3 separate regions of the Mus musculus genome follow, and regions 1 and 2 are each linked to region 3. The links are chromatin loops, found by intact Hi-C in ENCODE. Cell type or tissue: heart. All regions are shown on one strand.

Region 1 (8,000 bases), 300 kb after region 3:
ACATAAAAGAATGTCAACAGCTGCATGACATACAAGCTCTCATTGTTTTTTTAAGTAATAATATATTAGTACATGGGACTGAAAACTTGTGGGAAATAAAGGAAGAGCTAAGTAGACAAACAGTTTCTTGACTGTAGTTTTCAAAGGTTATGATGGTAATTGCCAAAGCCAATAACGAAAAGCTAAAGGAGCACAAATTTAGCATCACAGAATAGCAGAGAAAAAGGCAATTTAGAAAACAAGCAAGCTGATTTTCTAAGGTCATGCAGAGAGAAGGCTAGCACCAATACTCCACAAGGTGAGTTCCCTCTTGAAGTTGCTATTCCCAAATAGAACTTTACATACTTATAGAAATCATTATTTGTTGGGAAGTCCTCTATTCCCCAGTCTCTGAAAGTTTTCTGTGAGCTAGATAAGGGGTTTCTCCAGACTCCCAGGCAAGGTTCTTTATTATCATCTGAAAGTAAATGTACTCTGACCAAAAATAAAAAAGTTAAGGCTAGGGATATATCATGGAAGTAGGAATGCTTGCCTAGTATGCAATGAGGCTCTGGGTTCAAACCCCAGCACTGCAAGATAAGCAAATTAAATGGATAAATGTCCACATATTCTTTCCTTTTTTAAGAGTGAGGAGTTGAGACAAGGTCTAACTATATAGCTGTCAATGTCCTGGACCTCTAGACCAGGATGGCCTTGAACTCCTAAAAATCTGACTGCCTCTGCCTCCTGGGCGCTGGGATTAAAGGCATGTGCCACCTTTATAAACCAGAACAAGATTATTAAACAGATTTTTTAGAGGTTTTTATAAATATGCTACTACATGTCAATGCAAAACACAAGAAATAACAACCCAAATCTAAGTTATTCTCCAACTCTGTGTACACTGTATCCTAACTAAATTAATTTCATCCAACTCTGTGTAATATTGAAGTTTTCTTAAACTTTTAACAAACTTTTAGCTTGACATAGTGGTACATGCCTTTAAACTCAGCACTCAGGAAACAGGTATGTGGGCTACATACTAAAACCTAGTCAAAAAAAAAAAAAAAAAAAAAAAAAAAAACCAAACCAGAAGGAAGAAAGGGAGGGATCTACATTTAGGTCAAAATTAGATAGATATTAAGCCTTTTGTTGTTCTTCTTCAATGATCCCATTCACCTGAAAGACAAATACCCCTCAAACCTGAGTACTTATCACTGTATTATTAATAATAATCTATAGTAATAAAGTAACATAAAAATTTAAATGATAGTTTATAGTACAATAATGTAATAAAATAATACTATATAAATACAGACATTGGAACTACTCAAAATTTAAAAGTCTGGCCCAGAGTTGTGATAGTTATTCTACCAGTTGGAAGGCTGAGGAAGGGGAAATCCCAAATTTGAGACCCGCTTGGGCAAACAGTGAAAAACTCTGTCTAAAAACGAAATAGTCTAGCTTAGAGGAGCCACCTATAATTCCAATATTCAGGAGTCTGAGGCCAGACTGGGCTAAATATAAAAATTAGCAGGCCAACTTCAGCTACATAGTTCTGTCTCAAAGAAACAAAAAACGAAGGCTCGAGGTCACAATCTAGTAGCTTACACTTGTAGTAAGCAAAAGTAGAAGATAACATTTAGCTTTCAAAGCAAGCAAAGCCTTCTGCTCCCATCTTCAGACTGGCAAAAGAGAAGACACAGTAGCTCCAACAACAGTGCAATCTGACCAAAACTCCTGAGCAATAACCTCTGACGAAAAGTGTGTTGTTAAAATTCAACTCCTTCCACAATCTGGCCTTAAGTCAATGACTTCAGCTATATTTTGACCCTTAGAATCCCACTTCTCAACAAAGCACCTGTTAACATAAACACTGCTGCAGTTTTCCTACCTACATGTCTATACCTTCTTTTCTGCTGCACGGAATTCCTATTGTTCCTCATTACTCATCACTGAAGGCCCAGTTGCCTCACCTATTAAAAGCAATGCCTCCCCTCTGATTCTAAGTATCACTGAATTAGTATCTATCTTTGATTGCCTGGTAATACTATTATGTGTATATGTCATTTTCCTTACTATATTAAGGACCCAGTCAGCAATTTCACTTCTAGATTTGCCAATAATCTCCACAGAGTAACCTGGGCATATAAATAGTAGACAGTCAATATATAATTACTAAGAAGTTTATTAACTCCTACCAAACTATAAGCCTCATTTGTTAGACTCAGCTCTTAAAACATTAAGAATGACTGACCGTTTACAAATGTATCTAAATAGTTAAATCAAATCAAAGAAAACCTCCTAAAATCTTTAAAATTTACTATCATCTATTGAGTTTATATCCATTCATAAATTTAGAGGCCCCCCAAAAGCATTCCCTGGCTTCATGGCACTGGCATCTAATAACAGTAAAGGGAGAGGCGCTCTAAGATGAAGGTCTGTGAAGTGAAGGTTGAAGACAAAGCCTACCAAAGTAACAAGACCTTTAAGGGCTCCTATCCAGCCTCATCTAGCAACTTCTCCAAACCCAGGACTTTGTACCAGGTAAGTTACCACCCTCCCCCAGCACTATAAAGCTCTTTCTTACCTTCATGTCACTGCATATGCTAGTTTAAAAAGAACTTTCTATCCTTCTGCAAAATCACTATATATCCTTTAAGTTCTGGTCCCCTCCTCTGTGTGTCACCAACCTCCTTTAGATTTAATTCCTACCTCTTACTTTGAAATTTCACACACAAATTATATGCATGTACCTCAATTACTTGACTGTTTAGCACTCGTGGTCCTTTTAAGGTAAGGAAAAAGTCACATTGCTATGCTCTTTCCTAAACCTTGATCACCCCCATTCTATTCAAGACTGGCATAAGTCCTGCTCAATATTAACTCAAAGGTAGGCGCAGTAGTTCACACCTGTAATCCCAAGAGGTGAGAAAGACTGCTGGGTTCCAGGTCAGCCTAGGATACAGTAAAACGGTGCACAAAAGAAAACTTTTTTCTTTCAGTATCAACGTTTCTAGAAACTTTCATTAAAATGCCACTAAATAAGTCTCATTTTGTCATCTGACCCTTCTTCAGGAAAAATACTCTCATTCAAGGATGAACCCACAAGTCTGCCTTCTAAGCCAGCATGGAGATCAGGAGAGGAAGGATACAGCTGAGGCAGTCAGAAGACTCCCACCACCACTCACAGCAGCATATTGAGGGTCTAGCCTTCAGTTCTTCTAGTACTTTTACACTTTAAATGTTTTTACTAATACTTTATATCACAGCACACAAGCATTTAGTAAATAAAGTCTTATATCCTACCACAAGATACAAACTATTGGAAAGAACCAAAAATTTAAAACCAGTGACTATCTAGAATCCATTTTTAACAACTAGATAAGCCCATAATCCTAGAAAGCAGGAAAGCTGAAGGACTTTACTGACAAACTGTTTAAAATCAAATACACCAGCAAAAGGCAGACTCTGGAATAAATACTTTTGTGTCAAACTGCCCTAGTTTTCCATGAACTAAATCCAAATATTTATTTCCCTGTTTCCATCATTCCTTTACTCTCAAAGCAGAATAAAAATGTACTTAAGGGGAGTGGGGGTGGGTGGGTATGGGGGACTTTTGGTATAGCATTGGAAATGTAAATGAGCTAAATACCTAATAAAAAATGGAAAAAAAAAAAGAAAAAAAAATGTACTTGAGTCTGAAAAGAAACTGTTTAAACAAATCATTAACAGAGCAAACACTATTACTTTTAGCAATCTCTCTCTTCATTTCGTAAGATCCGAAAGCACTACTGACTATTACTTCAGGGAAACCCTCACCCTGACTTGACCCAGTCAGCATCTTTTATTGCTTATTTGTCCCATGCTGCATTTTAAACATTTCACATGTTTAAAGAAGATACACGGGGATCCTTTCCATACATATAATTACAAGAACTACTAAAAAACAAAAACAAACCTTGATATGAAAAGTTATCATTAGAGGGCAGTACAAGACATTTCTGTATGACCAAAACCATTATTTATTGATGTTTTACCTCCAGGCAATTAAAAAAAAACATAACTCAATCTAAAAACATACTGATCAAGTGATCCATCCAACTGAGAGAATAGAATGCTTGAGACAAATAATTTCCATTCATCCATCAAAAAACTATAACCAGTACTATAGGTTAACATAAAAAAATTCTATTTCCATATTACACTGAGGTAGTATAACTGGACTTTATGTTGAGCACAAAAGGTAGTTTAAAAAAAAAAAAAAGAAAAGAAAAGACCTTCAACCTTCTTTAGATTCTCTTAATCTGTCACTACTATAGCACGGATGAGCCTTCAAAGCGATCATACACTATGATGTGACTAACATGAAATGCCTAGAGCAGACACACAGATTCCTGGCTGTGGGAGGGCTGAAGAAACTTGGAATGACTATTAACATTTTTTTTAGTAGGGGAATGGAAAATGTTGTAGAGCTAGATAATAGTGATGGGCACCTACATATCATGAATACACAGCACACACCACTGAACACTTTGAAACAGTAAGCAGTAGGCAATGTGAACTGTGTCTCAATTTAACCGTTACAAAATTCTCTCTCAACTTAAAATGCGTAAATACAATATCTGAAACATAAATATATACATACGGTGTGGGGGTTGGGGGGAAGCATACTGCTTCACAATCCCCTTCATGCCACCTTAGAACTATTTATATATAAACATAACTTTAAATTACTTAATGAGTAAATGAAATTTTTTTAAATAAATACCTGAAGTATATCAAAATTTTATCAATACTCTATATAAACATTCCCTACTATTTGAAGTACTATATCTAATTCCTCTCTCCCCACCCCATCTTTCTCTCTCTCTCTCTCTCTCTCTCTCTCTCTCTCCCACCCACCCACCCACCCACCCACCCACACACACACACACACACACACACTGCCATTATAGTCACGTAAGATCCATAATCAATACAAGTATACACTAAAATAGAACAACTGACCATATCCTGTGAAGACGCCTGCAAAGCAAACCTGCGATCTGTAGAAAGGAAAGTCAACTGCAAAACATGCCTCTCTTCTTCACCTACTCCTTGGAAGAACTATTCTTGAGGAATATTTGGCCCCTACAACTCTTTCAAGTAATAAGTTGTTGCTACAGTTTCTAGCACATTTCTAAGATTAGAATTCCCAGATTTCAGAGAAAACTTTTCATCAATCCCTGGCAAACACTTAAGGTTACAGATAGAGTGATATTTTTACTAACATCACTACCTCTCCTAATCCTTACCTCAAATTTCACTCTAAAACAATTATTTCATTTCTATCTGACAACTGTTTATTTCTCCTTTGTTATATCAAATAAATTAATAGGTAGGCAGATAGATGAGACATTGCCACATAGTTGTTACCTTGGAGGCCAATGTGATCAGTACCTCCTTGAAGAGACTCAAACATCAGGTCCTACTTTATTTATAGTTAGAATTGCACTTCTACTTTCAAGAACAGCCTTCAAGATATGCATTTTAATACCGCCTTCAAACTGAACGGTCATAATCAAAGTTTTCCTAACTACAGTGTTACTCTGTCATCATCAACCAACAACTAAACTAAAACAATTCTCTTAAGGGCTTCTGAGGTCAAAGAAACCCACAGCAGGATGTTACAGTGTCTTAATGATGTTCCATCAGAGAACTACAATTGACTTTACTACAAGTAAACTGTCATAAGGAAACGCTCTCAGAGTGTTGAAACAGATCTCTCTGCTGTTTCCTCAGACTTTTCATGATTTAGTCTGATCTATAAAGGAAAATATATGCTCACTCGCTATTTACTGAACACTCAGAGAGCTGCTGAGTATGTTACTGAAGGGATACAAAAAAGCCAAGACACAAAAATGAAACAGAAATCCCTAGTCTACAAAGAAAACTTTTCAAATAAACCACACAATTATGTCTGCCCTAACATAAGTTTTATAAATGGTAGTAAATGTGTTGGAGAGATGGCTGGCTCAGTGATTAAGAGTGCTTACTTGGTGAAACATTTACATGAGATTCTGAGCTTAGATTCCACAAAAAAAATATATGTGGTAAAATAGTTTTTAAAAAAGAAAGTGCTAGTTAGCTATTGGATGGATCACAGGGCCCCCACTGGAGGAGCTAGAGAAAGTACCCAAGGAGCTGAAAGGATCTGCAACCCTGTAGGGGCAACAACATTATGAACTAACCAATACCCCAGAGCTCGTGTCTCTAGCTGCATATGTATCAGAAGATGGCCTAGTCGGCCATCACTGGAAAGAGAGGCCCAATGGTCTTGCAGACTTTATATGCCTCAGTATAGGGGAACACCAGGGCCAAGAAGTGGGAGTGGGGTGGGAGGGTATGGGGTGGGAGGGTATGGGGGACTTTTGAGATAGCACTGGAAACGTAAATGAAGAAAATACCTAATTAAAAAAAATTAAAAGAAAAAAAGAAAGTGCTTATTGCTCTTTCAGAGCAGTAAGAGTTCCAGACATCTTACAATTACCATGACTTCAATAGGAAATCAAAGCCTCTGGCCTCTGTGGCACTGCATTTATATTCAGACCCAGACATACATAAATAAAAATAACAAATCTTTTTAAAAAATCTTTTGCACATCAAGTTCCTCCTGAAATAACCTTTACTCCTCCCTAATAGCCTTCCCAGAAGTATGTCTTTTAGTCTTGGTACTTTAACTCATAAAAACTGGGACTCTAAACAACATTTTTTTATGAGATTTCTGTCAGTATTTACTGTCAGAACTTAAAACTGAGTTTTAAATTTATTCATTTAGAAACAACAAACTCTACTCATTGTATTAACAGGTTTTATGAAAATTATATTTAAAATCTAGAAGAACAGCACCAGAAGAGACTGGTTTCTGTAAGTCTTTGACAGAGGGTCAAGTTCTTTTTTTTTTTTCTTTAAAAATTTATGTATTTCTTTTATGTATAAGTACACTGTAGCTGTGTACAGGTTGTATGTGAGTATACTGTAGCTTCAAGGTTGAGAGCCTTCATGTGGTTGCTGGGAATTGAATTTTTAGGACCTCTGCTCGCTCCAGTTGACTCCGCTCACTCAGTTCCTGCTTGCTCCAGCCCAAAGATTTATTATTCTACATAAGTACACTGTAGCTGCCTTCAAACACACCAGAAGAGGGCGTCAGATCTCATTACAGGTGGTTGTGAGCCACCATGTGGTTGCTGGGATTTGAACTCAGGACCTTCCGAAGAGCAGTCAGTGCTCTCACCTGCTGAGTGATCTCACCAGCCACAAGAGTCAAGCTCTTATGGTTTGCTAATACACTCAACCTGTTGCAATAATCACACAGCACAAAGCTTCTGGGAAACTCAGAATAGGGAAGGGAAGTTGTACCTTAAAATATGGATACTCAATTTTGACCTCACAAACCTGCTGAAGGTTATAGATATTCACAGGTGTCCTTGGCTCATACCTGAAGAATCGGTGCTAACAAAGGAGCCCAGGTCTATGCAATGAGAAAAGGTGAACATACCTATGTAAAGGAGCCCACTGAATGACACAGGCCTTACACCTTTCACAGAAATATGCACAAAACTATTACAAAACCAGATGGAAAATACAAAACAAGGTTTTGGGAAGACAATATGGGGAGTAATCCAAATGACTTTGGGTTTGGTGATTACATTTTAGAAACAACACTAAAGGAATAATCCAAGGAGTGATGGTCTAGACCAATGGTTCCCAACCTTTCTAAAGCTGCATACAACCCTTTAATACAGTTCCTCATGGTGTGGTAACCTCCAACCATAAATTACTTCATTACTACTTCATAACTGTAATTTTGATACTGTTACTAATTATAATGTAAATATCTGATATACTGGATATCTGATATGTGACCCCTATGGGAAAATCATTCAAACCCCTAAAGGGGTCACAACCCACAGGTGAGAACTGCTGCTCTAGACTACATTGAAACTAAAGTTTTCTGCTTTCTGGAAGACACTGTCAAG
Region 2 (8,000 bases), 500 kb after region 3:
TCTATTCTTCTTTCTTTATTAGGTAAGGGAAAGGGGTTGAAAAAAAGGGAGGATATAAAAATATTATAAGAATATTAGACAAAAGGGGTAGATTATTGAATCTACTCTTATTTTATTTTATTTTATTTTGGTTTTTCGAGACAGGGTTTCTCTGTGTAGCCCTGGCTGTCCTGGAACTTACTCTCTAGACCAGGCTGGCCTTGAACTCAGAAATCCGCCTGCCTCTGCCTCCCAAGTGCTGAGATTAAATACATGCTCCACCACGCCTGGCTTTGAATCTACTCTTAAATCAAAAAAACATTTTATAGTCATAATCATATATATATTCATATATTCATAATCATAATATATATTATATGTAGCTGTTTTCAGACACTCCAGAAGAGGGCATCAGATTTCCTTAAGGATAGTTGTGAGCCACCATGTGGTTGCTGGGATTTGAACTCAGGACCTTTGGAAGAGCAGTTGGCGCTCTTAACCGCTGAGCCATCTCACCAGTCCTATAGTCATAATCTTAACATTGGTAGAGATCTTTGAATTTTGATGCAAAGTTGAGTTTATATTTTATTATATTCATACAGAACTTTGTATATTGATAGAGAAATAAAGTTATTTTGATATAGTGATATAGGTTATTGTATATTGATACAAATTTAAGGTTAATTTTGATACATATAATATGTATGTTTTCAACATTTGAGGTATTGTATTTATATAATTCTTAAAGATGTAATATAAAGTTCTAGTCCTTTTGAATGCTTCTATTTAAAACTGTTAGGAATAATAAAAAATGCAAGTTAGGAACTATTAGGGATGATTAAGAAATACAAGTTAATAGATAATAAATAGCAAAGAACACACAATGTTTGACAATTCAGATATACTACAGATAATAGTCTTCAAAAACCTCAGAGGTCAACAGAATATGGCATTTAAAGATGCTTTCTTAATTAAAGATCTTTTTGACTATGAGACATGTCAGCTCCTGGCAGCATCCCATTTAATTTGGAAGAAGATGATGAACATCAATAACCTCCATATGGAGGTGCTTCAATTGAGGCAAGCTGGCCACTGGGCAAAGAAAATGACCATGTCTCAATTACAGAAAACATGCTGTCCAGAAAGGACAAATGGATACAGGAAGTTGACTGCTGGACTCTGGCAATACAAGGTATTGCAAGCAAGTTCTTCATAATTCCTGCTTCATAAATATGGCTGCCATATATACTGCCACATATACTGTCTGTCAATTCTTAGGCTTGAAGGCTGCTTGCCTACACTTTCTGTATACTCAGGTATAATTTATTCCTTCTCAGGTCTCTGATGAGCTTGAAAACTTGATAGTTAAAGTCTGAAAATTAAGCTTGAGTTATTTAGAATTTAAGAAGATGTGTTAGTCTAAAAAGCTGTTTTTAAGTTGGTAATACAAGTTGAGTTAGGTACAAAAACTTTGAATACACCAAGATATGATAGATAATAGAAAAAGTTCCCTAACTGCCAAATACTATACATAGACTGGACATTTTAAATATATATCATACCTTACAGTTTTCATAATTGTTATAATTGTATTCAATTTATATTTGGAAGAAAAGGAACCTTTTATTAGACTAAAAGGGGGGAATTGTAGAGAGAATATCTTGTTGTATGTATGTATGTATGTATCAGCTGTCAATTAAAAACCTATGGCCTATAAGAAAGGGTAGAATAGCAGGAGGAATACCGGGGAGGCAGAAAGGATTCTGGGATAGAGCTAGGTGTGGGAGATTAGCCGGGGAAGCTGTGAGGAGTACAGACACATGGTGCTTGAGCAAAGGTACTCAGCCATGTAGCAGAATATATGTAGGAAGCCGCCCTCACATTCGCCGTTACAAGATGGCGCTGACATCCTGTGTTCTAAGTGGTAAACAAATAATCTGCGCATGTGCCAAGGGTAGTTCTCCACCCCATGTGCTCTGCCTTCCCCGTGACGACAACTCGGCCGATGGGCTGCAGCCAATCAGGGAGTGACACGTCCTAGGCGGAGGATAATTCTCCTGAAAAAGGGACAGGGTTTCGCCTTTTTGCTCTCTTGCTCTGGCTCTTGCTTCTTGCTCCTGAAGATGTAAGCAATAAAGCTCTTGCGCTCTTGCTCTCTTGCACTCTTGCTCCTGAAGATGTAAGCAATAAAGTTTTGCCGTAGAAGATTCCGGTTTGTTGCGTTCTTCCTGGCCGGTCGCGTGAACGCGGGTAAGAAATATAGATTAGAATAAACGGGCTATTTTACATTATGATCTAGTCAAAGTCTGAGTCTTATTTCTGGGAGCACGGGGCTAGGAGGAAGAATCAGACCTAACTCTACAGATATCTAATGTGGAGAAAGGTTACTAAATTATTGTCTCTAATTCTCTGTCCAATCTAGAACTAAAATTATCTACCAGAAAATGGTAAAAAAAAAAAAAAGCAAGTCCTATATAATAAAGACTAAGACTAAGTTAATTAATTAATAAACAGCTAGAGATCATTACAAAGTTTCTAAGCTAGCCAGCTCTCAAGCTACTAATAAGATTGTCTTATAAGGAAAGGAGCAACAATCAAATGCACATCACAGACAAATGAAAACGTTGCCTAAGAACATATAAGTTGAATAGTATGAGTTGCTCCTAAAGTCAGAACATGCACAGAACCCAAGGTGGGAAGTTATACAGGAAACCCTGCAAAGTGAATCACTGACACTGAGCGGGAGTCTACCCACTATTTAGTATTTCACAGGTAAGAACCATCAAAGCGACCCTATTAGGTAAATCCTGATAATATTCCATTTTAAAAATGGTGAAAGCCGGGCATGGTGGCGCACGCCTTTAATCCCAGCACTTGGGAGGCAGAGGCAGGCGGATTTCTGAGTTCGAGGCCAGCCTGATCTACAAAGTGAGCTCCAGGACAGCCAGGGCTACACAGAGAAACCCTGTCTCGAAAAAAAAAAAAAAAAAAAAAAAAAACCAAAAAAAAAAAAATGGTGAAAAAGAGACAAGAGAATGTTAGGTTAGCCAGTGTATCATGCAGCTGGTAAATGCCTGAAGTGAACAGAAGCAATCTGACGGCCAGTGGTCTTACTACGTACATCCTTTCTAGTCTAAGTTCAGGAGGCAGAGGCAGGCGGATTTCGAGGCCAGCCTGGTCTACAGAGTGAGTTCCAGGACAGCCAGGGCTACACAGAGAAACCCTGTCTCGAAAAACCAAAAAAAAAAAAAAAGAAGAAGACTTGCACTGTTTGCACTGGGGAAGAGAGACCTGTTATGGCTGGTGGTCCATGCTCAGATAGATCAAGCTTCGAAAAGACTGTGTTCTTTCCTCATGCAAAAGGCACAGGGATTAAAGCTGAAAAAGGGAGAATGAGTGCGGTGGCGGTGGCGGTCGATCCTTGGTGCTACTTCCTTTAGATAATGTTTTGTGTTTCCAATGAGCCTTTTCTGGAAATGCATCCAGAACTCAAAGGACAAGTCAGTCAGTTATGGGGCTGTGTGTGTGTGTAATGCCAGCCCTCGGGAGGTGGAGGAGAAGGATCAGGAATCCAGTATTATCCTCGACTACACAGCACGGTCCAGGCTAGTCTAAATTATGCAAAACCTTGTCTATTTAAAAAACAAACAAACAGAGAGACAAATAAATGAATAAAAACAAACAAACAAACACCAATCCCAAAAGATGAGCAGCAGTGTCACACACTTTTTTATTTTTTGGCTTTTTGAGACAGGGTTTCTCCGTGTAGCCTTGGCTGTCCTGGAACTCACTTTGTAGACCAGGCTGGCCTCGAACTCAGAAATCTGCCTGCCTCTGCCTCCCATGTGTGGGATTAAAGGTGTGCGCCACCACGCCCAGCTAGTATCAGATACTTTTAATTGTAGCATTTAGCAGGTAGAGGGAAGCAGATCTGAGTTTGATGCCAGTCTGGTCTAGAGTGAGTTCCAGAACAGCTCAGGCTACATCGAGAAACCCTGTCTTGGAAAACAACTCCCCAAAGTGAGAAAACTTAGATTATTATTTTTTTTAAAAGGCATTTTTACAACAAAACTCCCTAAGCAGCACCAGACCCTATTCTTAGTGGCAGTTATCAATTAATTCATCATTTAATCCTTCCAGCAACCCAATAGGTCTATTTGTCTCAGTTTGCAGATGATTGACTGATGAAGCTGTTATATAGCTTGCCTACAGTTGTACAGCACATTAGTTGGGGCGGGGAGGAAGCACAAGTGAAGCACTACAAGAAATATAAGCAAGAACACAACTACGTGTTAAAACTAGTATTTAGTGGGGAAAAGGACTTCTGGACCTCTATAGCTTTAGTGGTCCACGCCTATAATTCCAGCAATTGGAGGCTGAGAAAGGAGTGCACAAGTTCGAGGTCTACCTGGGCTAGGTAATAAGACACTGCCATAAAAATGAGATAAAAATATATTAACATTTTTGATATAATGTTTGTCAGGAAGAATGCAGTAAGTTGGTTGCAACTTGAATTTACGCTCCAAAAATCAATTTTTCAAGCTTCCGGGCAGGTTATGCCGAACCAATTGCCCTCCGTATAAAACGGAGATAATATTTATCCCATTAAGCTTTTGAAAGGAGAGGCTGGGTGAAACGATTCTGGCAAAGGCGTATTGTTACTCCTAAAATGTTACACAACCGCCAGAAAGGTCTTCTCCCAGCACCACCTTTAGAAACTTTGACTCACACAGGCACGGAAATCATGTACTATCAGTAGTAACTTTCAAATTCTCCCGGCTCGCCCTCTGGGAGGCTGGCGCACTGCACTATGGGATTTGTAGTCTTAGCGCGATACCAGCTCCTCCTTACTACCTTAGAAGGAGGAAATGGGTGTAATGACCCGGAAGTACTCGTTCCGGAGAGGCGTGCAAGTTAGGAAGGAAGGGTCAGAGGTCGCCGGCCCAGATGCGTTCCTGTGTTGTTATGTAGTGGAGGGTCACGTTCCTTCCTGCAAATTCTGGAAGGTTCTTGAGTTCAATTAGGACAGTGGCTGCGGAATTCCTGGTGTCCGGCCTGAGGTGCCCGCTGGCCTAGCAGAGGCGCCGAGGGCGCTGCCATGTTTGGCTGCCTGGTGGCGGGGAGGCTGGTGAGGATGGCCCGGGCGGTGGCAGGAAGGGGTCGGTGACTGAGAGCTGGGTGGTGGCACGGTGCACGGCGCTTGGAACGCGGGGAAACCTGGTCATTGTGCTTTTTTTCCTGGGCGTGTGCGACGGACGGGCAATGGGACGCTGGCCCCACTCTTAGCTGTGTTTGCGAGGCTGTCAGGATGTGACTGCATTTTGTTGAGTGCGGATTTTGTTCCACCTGCTGGGTTGAGTGCTGTAGTTACTTGTTAATTTCAGCCTTCTGTACGGCATTTCGCCGTAACCGTGGTAACTCGTGAGCTAGTCTTTCTCTCTTTGCTGTTCAGGAACGTACACTCAGTAGATAGTGTAGTAATTACTCTTGTAAATTGATAATGCTACTTAGAAGTAAAGCTGAGATTTGTAATCTAAAGCTAAGTGGTTTTCGGAAAAATTCAATTTTCCGGACAATGAAGGTGTTTTGTTTTGTTTTTCCTTTTTGGTGTCTTTGGAAGGCCCCCCCCCCCCTTTCAGAAGTTTACCGACCCAGTTTAAAATACAATAATTGCAAGTTGCTTAATAGAAATGACTGAAATTTAGGTGTGAGCCGTACCTGTGATAACTAAAGGATTCGAGTACAATGCTTTCTTTTTGGTCAGAGAGATGCCCTTGCTTAGCCAGAGCCTTAGAATGAAATGAAATGAAATGAGTGCGGGAGTGGTTGAGGAGTAACCAGAGTGAATCTTGTTTGCTCTTTAGAAACCAGCGATGTATCCGTCTTGAGACGTGACTCCTTTCTCTTTAGAGCTATTCTTGTTTTGTTTCTCCTTGTTTTGTTAAATACTGCAACCTCTTTGTTAAATTGTGCCTCACGTGTGGTAAGCGAGAGCTCCACGCCTCCGTTTTCACCAGCTTTTGATAATGTATTCTATACACGCTGCTCTTAAGAAAAACACGTGGTTCCAAGAAACCATGGACTTCTGTCTGCAGTGAATGGGAGGCTCCTGTGGAGGTGAGGTAGTGCTAACCCTGGTCAATAGCTTTTGGAATGTCCCAGTAGGAGCTCTGGGGTTTGGAAGATGAAAGAAACAATTTGAGAAGAACGTGTTCCTCAGATGTCTGCCATTAATAAAGCCCAGCTTCGTGTCTTACACCTGTATTTCCAGCTCTTCAGAAGGCTGAGGGAGGAGACCCACAGTTGCAAGGCTAGACCCTGGCTCTAAAACAGTGGTGGGGTAGTTCAGTAGTTAAAACACTTTTTTCCTGTCTTTTTTGAGACCGGTCCTTCTCTCTGTACGCCTGGCTGGCTGTCCTAGGACTCTGCAGACCAGGATGGCCTTGAACTCAGAGATCCAAGTGCTGGGTTAAAGGTGTGTGCCAGCACAGCCAGCTCAGAATTATTGTAAGCCCAAAATGTGGCCTCAAACCCCATTACCACAGAACGAAACAAACCAATGAAACCCTATGTAGAGTCTGTGTTATGTTGTGAGCTAATCTGGAAGGGAATTTCCGGCTATATGCTTTATTTGCCCAACATTAAATTTATATGATAAATATCCAGTGGATATTTCTTTAAGACAAGATTTTTTTGGGGGCTTGGAATTGTATATCATTAGACATAAATGAAAATGAAGGACAAATAGAACTACTAGCATCTCAGAACTTAACTCCATTCTTTTGCTAGAAAAACCACCTATTGAAACTTACAAACCTAATTTTCATTCTTTGAGTCTTTTCTTTTTCCTTTTATTTCTATAAGACAGGATTTCTCTGTGTAGTTCCAGGTGTCCTGGAAGTTTGCTCTATAGAACGGGCTAGCCTCAAACTCAGATCTGTCTACCTCTGCCTCCCCAGTGCTGGAGGATTAAAAGCCTTCGTCACCACAACCTTAGGTTTTTTTTATAACATTTATTTATTTGATATATTTAAGTACACTGTAGCTGTCTTCAGACACACCAAAAGAGGGCATCAGATTCCATTACAGATGGTTTGTAAGCCACCATGTAGTTGCTGGGAATTGAACCCAGGACCTTTGGAAGAGCAGTCGGTGCTCTTAACTAGCCCTAGGTTTTTTTGTTTTCTTCTTAAGGAAAAAGAACTCAAAGAAAGGAAAGATTCTCCTACCCCCATTTTTTGTTTAATTAAAGTCAAGGATTAGACTGTGTAGTTGGATATGGTGACACACAGCTGTAATTCTAGTACTTGGGAGGTGGAGACAGGAATTTGAGGTTGGTCTTGATTGACTATGTAGATCACTCAAGGCCAACTTGGGCTACCTGCATAAGATCCTGTCTTTTAAAGGGGATTGGAATGTGGTACACATTTACAGAATGTCTCTTGCCTGTGCAATAAAAGTTGAAACAAATACTTATTTTGCCTTATGGTTATTTCCATGTCTGTGAATACTATAGCTTCTCACACCTTCCAAGAAATATAGGTGCTAAAACTTGGCGAAATTGAATTTAGCACTATAGGAAATTTTGGATTATATTTTTGCTTTTTTTTTTTTATGGTGGAAAATTTTAAGTTGGGTCAGTAAATTTCCTAAAAGGGAATCAGAACTTGACCTTAAACACCCAGTCCTAGTCAAGTCAGTTACTTGTACCTGTAAATCTGACACCTGTGAAGAGAGGCAGAGAAGTAGGAGTTGAAGGTCATTCAGGAGGCAGCGCCAGGCCTGGTCCACAGAGAGTTCTAGCTAGGACAGTCAAAGCTACCTAGAGAAACCCTGAGTCAAAATAGAAATCAACTAATTAAATGTTTAGTCTTCAGAGTAATTGTAGTGATGTAGAGTTGTTGTTTTGATGAATAGCAATTACAGTTTAAAGAAATACAGAAACCTAGAATAAAAAAACCAAGCAAACATATAAGCTAAAATGTAGACAGCTTGTTTACCTGAGTTCTCTCAGAATTGCT
Region 3 (8,000 bases):
CTGTCAAGAGTTGTAGTCAAGGTCTGTACTATAAGAGCATCAATCACTTTAAAGCCTGTAGAAATTCCCTTTACGGGCACTGAGCATACAGACCAATACAAGGAAAAGAGCAACCTGAATGAATTTTGAGTAAATTAACTGCTTCCTACCATCTCCCTCTTCTATCTATTTCCTAAGTGAACCAAAACATAAAATAACTCAATCTAGACCAGAAGGAAGGTGCATTAGCATATTCCAGATGATAAATGAATGGGTTCTAAGTGTTTACTTATGGAATTAGCCCTTATCATCCAGAATATAAAGATCCTTACAGAATACCACAGAAATTTTAACATAGAACAACAGAAACTATATCATTCATCAGAAACCTCAACACATTCAAAAAGACCAAGTACTAAGAACACTGAAGATACCAAACCCCAGGATTGCTCACACGCTCATGATGCCCTGAATTAGCACCCACACGTTATCAGAATCACCTTTTCAAAACACACAATCAATGCATCTATTTTAAGACACTAATCTTTTAGTTAAGGACTTTATTCTACTCAGCAACGTGTCTGTCTTCCAAAGCAGCTCTTTCCATCCCAGAATACAAACTCATGAGGTTTGTGATCACTGCTAGCTCACTTGTGTCATTCTAACCCACTAAGTCTAATTCCACAAAGTGTCCTTGATTGTGTAAAACCTAATGTTTCTTGATGAAACTCTAGAATTCTCTTCTCCAATGGTTACCATTTTTTAAAGTATACGATAAATTTAGTGTTAATTGCCATGAATGAAAAAAAAGAGGTGTAATTTTGTTCCAAAATTAACTTAGTCTCATGGGTTTCTATTAAGTCTTTCAAGCATTCCAGAGAATCTTTTCATATCTCCATTTCTGGAAAGTGTAATCAGTATAGAAGTAATTTGGGACCTTGGAAATGGCATTCATGTCTTTCAGCAGATGCCAAATTTTTGACCGACATGGCTCCCACAATTACTGTTACCATCAGTCCAGTCAGTTAACAGGTTGTAGGAAAAGATTCGTTTTTGCAGATACTGCTAAGCTGTTTAAAGAGAAGAGAAAGAGATTAATTTAGCGAGTATGAAATGTACAGATATTTAAAATATTTTGAATACTTTGTTGGATATATCAGAGGTGTGACTACATTTTTTAACAAACATACTTTTAAGTATGGTTAAAAAAAGGACAAAAACTTAAGCTACTATGATAGAAATACTATGCCAATATGTGTTAGTCAATTAATGTATGAATATTAACTACCATAGGAAGACAGGTATTTAAAAGCTACATTTTAAGGTTTTCTATCATTTTTACACAGGTACAAATCAAGAATAAAACCTGAAACAGTTCCCCAAATACTAAATTGTTCTCAACATCACAGTAAATACACCCAAACCTGAAATTTTCAAAGCAATCTATTTTGTATTTCAGAACTCTCTATCAAAATACTAATTATTCACAAAAGTTTTCTAAAAATAGTAAGACAACAGTTTTATATTAATCATAACTTTTTTAATTAACAAGTAGTGAACAGAACACTCTAGATACTGTTTACTACACACTGAAATAAACAACTGCTGTAAATTAAACCCAAACATTTACAGTAAAATGTGCTTACACATAAATATGAGCAAAATTTATTTAAAGCCCCTGATAGATCCTACATACATGCAGTTACCATGTAAAAACAAGACCATGAGTTGATGCAAAAAAAATGACAAAAATCACTGTCACCAAAACTAGAAAAAAACAATGAAATGGAAACAAAAACACAGTTAATAAGACATAAGGAACCTAAGAAAGCAGCTTTAAAAACAGGACACTCTGATCTTCCACTGTTGAGAATTCCTAATTCTCCAAACTGCCATTTATGAAATGACAGCCTAAGACTCTGTACTTGGAATTTCAAAACATCCCAATTCAGAAACTAATTTTCCCCAAGCCCACACTTCAAATGCAGGAAAAGCACTGAGGTTAAGAAAATATTCCACAGAAATGGTATAGTTTTTAGGAAAACAAACTTACTACTTCCAGAACCTTTCGATTAAGTCTATATTAACAACCATTTTTCCTATTTTCATCCATTACTTTCCAATATCATGTTAGAGATGAATAAATTCTTTGAGCCCATAACTGAAAGATCAACAAACCTGATTTTATTATGACACCATATGTTTGTCATTGGTTCTGCACAAAATTATATACAAAGAAATATATACAAAAATGTTCAAGTATTAAATTTCAATTCAAGGCTTCTGTTTCAAAAGCTACATTTAACATACTTCAGAAAGAGCACAAATTAGTCATTTCAAATAAATTTCCAACTACTTTTGGTTTCTATATCTATGTATATATATATATATATAATTCATAGGCACTGAAATCCATGCAGCTGCATTGTGGGGCTTGTATCCTACCCTTGTAGAAGCAGGTCCGTCACTCCAAGTTGTGAGTTTGGCTACTACCCATTCATGCTCAAGTGCAGTAGAGATTTTTACAAAATGTGATAGACTGAAAAACCAGAGACTAATTTAGGTCTCAAAATCATATTATCTAGCAACAAAACATTTACAGTTGTGCAAGAACAAGATTCCATTTCCATAACCAAGTAACAAAATAAAACATCTTACGTGTAGGATAACTTACATCTTTGGACTGCTGGAAAATACTTAATTATGAACATTTTAAAAATAAAAGACAGCAGAAGCCCTGATATTACCTCTGTTTCCTTATTTCTTATACTACCTTTTAAAATAAAGCAGGAAATGTGGCCAGCAGCTGGTCCCGTCTCTTCTGCCCCAACAGCTGTATCCACTTTAGCACAAAGAAAAACAAGGATGCTAAATACGTATATCCTTTATCAAACAGTGATGTTTCACAAAGAATTTAATGTCTCTTGCATTTCAGAGCATCAGAACACACACTTAAGACAAGTGGACAAAAAAACAGTATTTTAAGGAAAGACTTTTCCGTCTTTGGAAAAACAGTATCGATCATTTCATTAATTTAAACAAGTATTTTTAAATAGGACAAAAGTTTTAGAAATATGGAGAAAAGATTCTTTGTGAAGCCTCACTTTACATGTTTTCATTCACATTTCACAACCTTCAATATCTAATCATACAGAAATTTAGCCTAAATTTTAATACAACAAAAATAAATACTTTCAACAATTTCTTCATACTCATTGATTAGTAATTACTGTGCTGGTCCTCAAAGAAACATTTCATTTATCGTCTTCTAATTAAAACACAGAAATCTGATGGGTATGTTAATTTCCAACTTCTCAAGTGGTGAACTATTAGGGTCTTTAAATAGACTGTATTTCTGCATTTTCTACTGAAAACTATAAGGCATTCATTAAGTATTTTAGGAGACTTGTCATCTCCAGAAAAATACCACATTTGCGCATGCCTCAATACTTATTGTCAACCTCTGAAAAGTTGCTCTACAATTGGAATTCCAATTTGCACCTTGTACAACTCGGAACTTCCATTCAACTTCACCTGTTTGACTGTCTCCAAACTGTATCTCTATTAGCAGGTTTCTGTGTACAGTTGGAACCGATGTCATCCAAGGCCATGTCCACACTGGGGACAGAAGAGCTAGGTACACGCAACTCTGAACAAGGGGACACATTTAACAGCTATTTCAACCAGAAGCAACTTAAGTACATTAATGACCAGCACAAGTCTGTTTCCAGGGTGGACAAGGCCCAAATTAAGATTCCCCTCCCACCACCTTTCAAAAAGAAAAACAAACAGAAAAAGATATCACACACACACACACATTGAGATGTCTGCCCATTAAAGTAGCCTAAGCAGCCGAGCATGAGCGTTACGGGAAGAGATGGATCCTTACCAGGTTGTGAGGCGGGAACGACTGCTCTGTAACCCCTACAACGGAGCCTGGCAGGAAGGAAATCACCTAAAAAAGAAACTGTCAGAGAGATTTAATAGTCACAGGTTATCATTAGGAGTTGGTTACAGTGTCACATTCATGCTTTTAGCTAAACACTTAAAAGATTTAATATTACTTTTTTTTCCGCCTCTGAAATGCGTCCGGTGACGATGTCCCACTAAGGTGTTTGACATGGTGTAAGGGAGGAGAAAGGGGTAAACGCGGATAAAGAGCAGATTACTTGACCCTACATTTTAAGAGACGACGACGCCTTCCGAGCGCACGCCGAGCAGAACTCCACCGACACCTTATCCTTGTCCACATGGAGACACACTCCTCCCGCCGCGTCGTCCTCTTCCCGCGGCTCCGGCGGCTGCTTCCCCACCGGCAGGGCGTAGTCGTGGTCGCCGGCGGGCGAGTCTCTGAAGAGGGAGGTGGTCAGCCGCAGTCCCACGCCGCTCAGTCGGCTCAGCAGGCGAGCTAGTCCGGTCTCGTTGGCCAGGACGGCCCGTAGGTAGCGACTCTCCTCCTGCAGTGCTTGCACGCGCTTGCCCAGCTCCCGATTCTCGGCCCGCAGCTCCTGGTTCTCGGCTGCCAGTCCCCGGACCCGACTCTCCAGCCCCATCACGTACTCCTTCTTCTTGAGCCGATTAAGACGGGCAGCGGCCGCCGCCGCCTTCCGGGGACTCTTGGTCGCCGCCTGGTTGCCGTCGTTGGCGCCACCGCCTCCTGCTCCCGGGGACTTTCTCCGCCTCTTCTCCCCGCCGCCGCGGTCACCGCCGCTGCTGCAGCCTCCGATGCCGTTCAACAGCCTCTGCAGCAAGTCGGAGAAGCGCTGCATCTCGGCGGCCGCGGTGTCGTCGTCGTCGTCCCCCCTCAACAGGCCGCCGCTCTCCGAGCCTCCGCCGGACGAGGACAGGGGCCCGGGCGAGCTGAGCCCGGGCTCCAGGTGCCAGTCCGGTTGCCGAGGGTCCAGCAGATCGGCCAGCTCCAGCCCGGAGAGAAAGTCCATGTCCTCCGGCTCTTCCTTGGGGACCATGGCGATCGCGTCCTCCTCCTCCTCCTCCATCTTCAGGGGCGAGGGCGCGGGCGCGCGCACGGCCACGCTGCCGCGGCTCCCGCTCCGGGCCTCCGGCTCGCCCCCGTCCCCGTCCCCGTGAGGTTGCTCGCGGTCAGGCGATCCGGGCCTCGGGGTCTCCGCCCCCGCGGCTGCCCCGCTCGGCTCCCGGGGCGGCGCGCGCGTGGCGGGCGGCTCCCGGCTGTCGCGGCGGCTCGGGAAGTCGCGGCCCGAGGCTGCCAGCAGCTTGGTCAGGCTGTGCCTCATGGGGCTGAGCGGCGGGCCCGGGTAGGCCGCAGCCACTCCGACCCCGGGCCCCCAGCGCGCAGAGCCACGGCGCCGGGCCGACCGCAGGCGCGGGGCAAGGTCCGAGTGGCCTCCGGCGGCCGCCCAACCCCCCGCACGAGGCGGGGGGAAGGCAGTGGAAGCGCGAAGCGGCGAGGCCCGGGGGAGGACTCGGCCGCGCCACCCAGACAGCGGCCTGGCCGGAAGTTACTCTCTGCCCACCCCGCCCACAAAAACGCGCTTCGCTCCAGCCAGAGTATCGCGAGATTCCGAGTGCTTTCGAGGTGCAGTAACTTCGGCTTTGCGGTGATGTCATAGGAGCAGCAGGCAAAACACAATAAAACCTAGTTTCCACCCCCCCCCCACTCATCGGTACTACCCGGTACCACTCTCCTCGATCCAATATGACATCTAGACATATTTGACGTAGCTATATTAAAAAAAAACTGTTTTTGTGAACGCTTTTATTTTTGCTGTTTCTCTCTAAACTGCAAGCAAAAAACAGCACGCATAAGGAAATAGTCCCCGTTAAAACAAAAGACTTTAAATCAGAAGTGTTACCAAATTCTGGGGAACGCAGTCACGTACTGACACTAACTCCCCAGGCGACATTCAGAGGTCCTTAGTCTCAGAAAATGATCTTTCATAATACTATTACTGCTATTATTGTCATTATTACATCATTTTTATTTATCATTTGTTTTTGCAATAAGGGTCACTTGCAGAATTAGCTCCTTTGCCAAGAGTGGGTGGTTGGTTTGTTTACTGGTCTCTTGTTTTGCTGTTTGTTTTCTGCTTTTTTTTTCTTTTGTCAAGTCATGGTAGTTACTTAGGCTTTTTCCGTTTTTAAAATACCAGCTTTTTGAAAAGACCAAGTCTTGAACAAAACACTTCACTTTTTATTCAATGAGTTCATGCACATAGCACTGATGTAACGAATTCTTTTAAGCCTCACTACACATTGGGCCAATAGTGCGGGGGGGGGGGGGGGGGGGGGGGGGGGGGGGGGGGGGGGGGGGGGCTTCTGCAACCACCAGGACAAACAAAGTAATGTAATTCAGTTTAACACACTGAGTAGCCAGTGTTGATTCAAACTTCAAGAGTATGATCCCAGAGTTCTTAATTTTAGGCATTTTTTTTAAATCATTTTATTTTATTTTATTTTTTTAGATTTATTTATTATTTATTATATGTAAGTACACTGTAGCTGTCCTCAGACACTCCAGAAGAGGGAGTCAGATCTCATTACGGATGGTTGTGAGCCACCATGTGGTTGCTGGGATTTGAACTCCTGACCTTCGGAAGAGCAGTTGGGTGCTCTTACCCACTGAGCCATCTCACCAGCCCAATTTTAGGCATTTTTAAGCAAAGCACAGTTTGGTGGAAGAGTTTCCTGCTGATAATCGAGAGTATGCAGCAATATGACCTGACCACCATGAAACTCTGTGTAAAAGTATGCATGACATCTTCCATAAAGACAAATGTCTTAATTAGGGTTTCCATTGCTGTGAAGGGACAGCATGACCAAGGCAACTCTTGTTTTGTTTTGTTTTGTTTTGTTTTGTTTTGTTTTGTTTTGTTTTGTTTTTCAAGACAAGGTTTCTCTGTATAGCCCTGGCTGTCCTGAAACTCACTTTGTAGACCAGGCTGGCCTGTCTCTGCCTCCTGAGTGCTGGGATTAAAGGCATGCACCACCACCGCCCAGCTCCAAGGCAACTCTTATAAGGACAACATTTAACTGGGGCTGGCTTACACTTTCAGAGGTTCAGTCCATTATCATCACAGAAGCAGAGCAGAATCCAGGCAGGGTCCATTTCCTCTATGGAAGGAACTCCGAGTTCCCCAGGCAGGCTGGAGTGTCTCAAAGCCCACTCTGACACTGACAGTGTTAGACCTAGTGGGGAAACCCCCACCCAATTCCCGATTCGGTGTGCACCCAAAAAATCACGAAGGACCATCATCTTGATGTAAATACATGAGGACGTTTAATTACGGAGCTCTGGACCGACATGTATCTCACACAGGAGATAACAGATGTCGGCCACGAGGCTTGAAAGCTAGGGGTTTTTATGGGGTAAGGGGCTTAGGGGTGTGGAATTCAGCATAGTGACACACTATTGGCTTATTCAAACATTAACAGAAAGATTACATGTCAGCAAAAGGGCATCAGGACCTTGTTCCTGTGGGCTGGGGGCTTATCTTTGTTCACATAGCAGTCAGTTGATGTATGACTTTACCAGGCATCAAGGGGCAGTAGACAGAGGGGAGGTTCCGGCCAGGTGGTGTTGGCCCAGACAAGATAGCCCTGCTTGTACAATCAAGCTGTTCTTAGGAATGTCTTAACAACAGCCCTGTCTGTTCTGCTTTGTTCTTGGCCCCAGGCAGTGGGCTCATAGACAACTCTTTTACATGAATCACAAGATACAAAATCTCATTTTCTTTCAACAGGCCTCTTCCAACAAGGCTACCCCTACTCTACCAATGCCACATCTCCTAATATTACCAATCCCTGATCCAAGCACATTCAAACCACCACATGGATTTTATAGATTGACAGAAAAAAATAAGCTCAAAATAAGGGTCTAGAGGAGGATCAGTTGTAGTCTCTGCCACACAGAGTAAATGTTACCAGGCTATTTTTGCTCCCAGCTTTCTGGGTGGTGTCTCTTTGAAGAGACAACAATGTGTGTTTAATATTTCTGGTTCCTCTAATGCTTATCTGTGAGCACAAGGATTTCCGTGCCTCCTACA

Evidence for each region. Hi-C counts contacts between places; a loop is a spot of excess contacts. Peaks named below come from ENCODE experiments on the same cell type or tissue, not always from the same donor. Only the 100,000 strongest peaks of a DNase experiment are listed, where the experiment ranks them.
Region 1: a loop joins it to region 3, with 2.2 times the contacts of the local background. A loop is called at or near these places in 3 of 42 quality-filtered maps.
Region 2: a loop joins it to region 3, with 13 times the contacts of the local background. A loop is called at or near these places in 2 of 42 quality-filtered maps.

What each region holds. Positions count from the first base shown.
Region 1 is chr7:90,136,248-90,144,247 of GRCm38, reverse strand. All of the region lies in intron 1 of Picalm (phosphatidylinositol binding clathrin assembly protein), which reads right to left. Among named protein-coding and RNA genes, the nearest start is that of Picalm, 10 kb to the right of the region's middle. In heart, a CTCF peak has its summit at 3,988; no DNase peak of the experiment used is centred here.
Region 2 is chr7:89,938,076-89,946,075 of GRCm38, reverse strand. Hikeshi (heat shock protein nuclear import factor) reads left to right here and starts at 4,872. Exons shown (of 5, transcript NM_026304.3): 1 at 4,872-5,107. The coding sequence starts at 5,078. In heart, a CTCF peak has its summit at 4,743; a DNase peak (open chromatin) is centred at 4,865; H3K4me3 peaks cover 2,386 bases; H3K27ac peaks cover 1,625 bases.
Region 3 is chr7:90,440,246-90,448,245 of GRCm38, reverse strand. Crebzf (CREB/ATF bZIP transcription factor) reads right to left here and starts at 5,465. Exons shown (of 1, transcript NM_145151.3): 1 at 203-5,465. The coding sequence starts at 5,231. The coding sequence ends at 4,155. In heart, a CTCF peak has its summit at 4,610; DNase peaks (open chromatin) are centred at 4,685, 5,005 and 5,485; H3K4me3 peaks cover 3,611 bases; H3K27ac peaks cover 2,738 bases.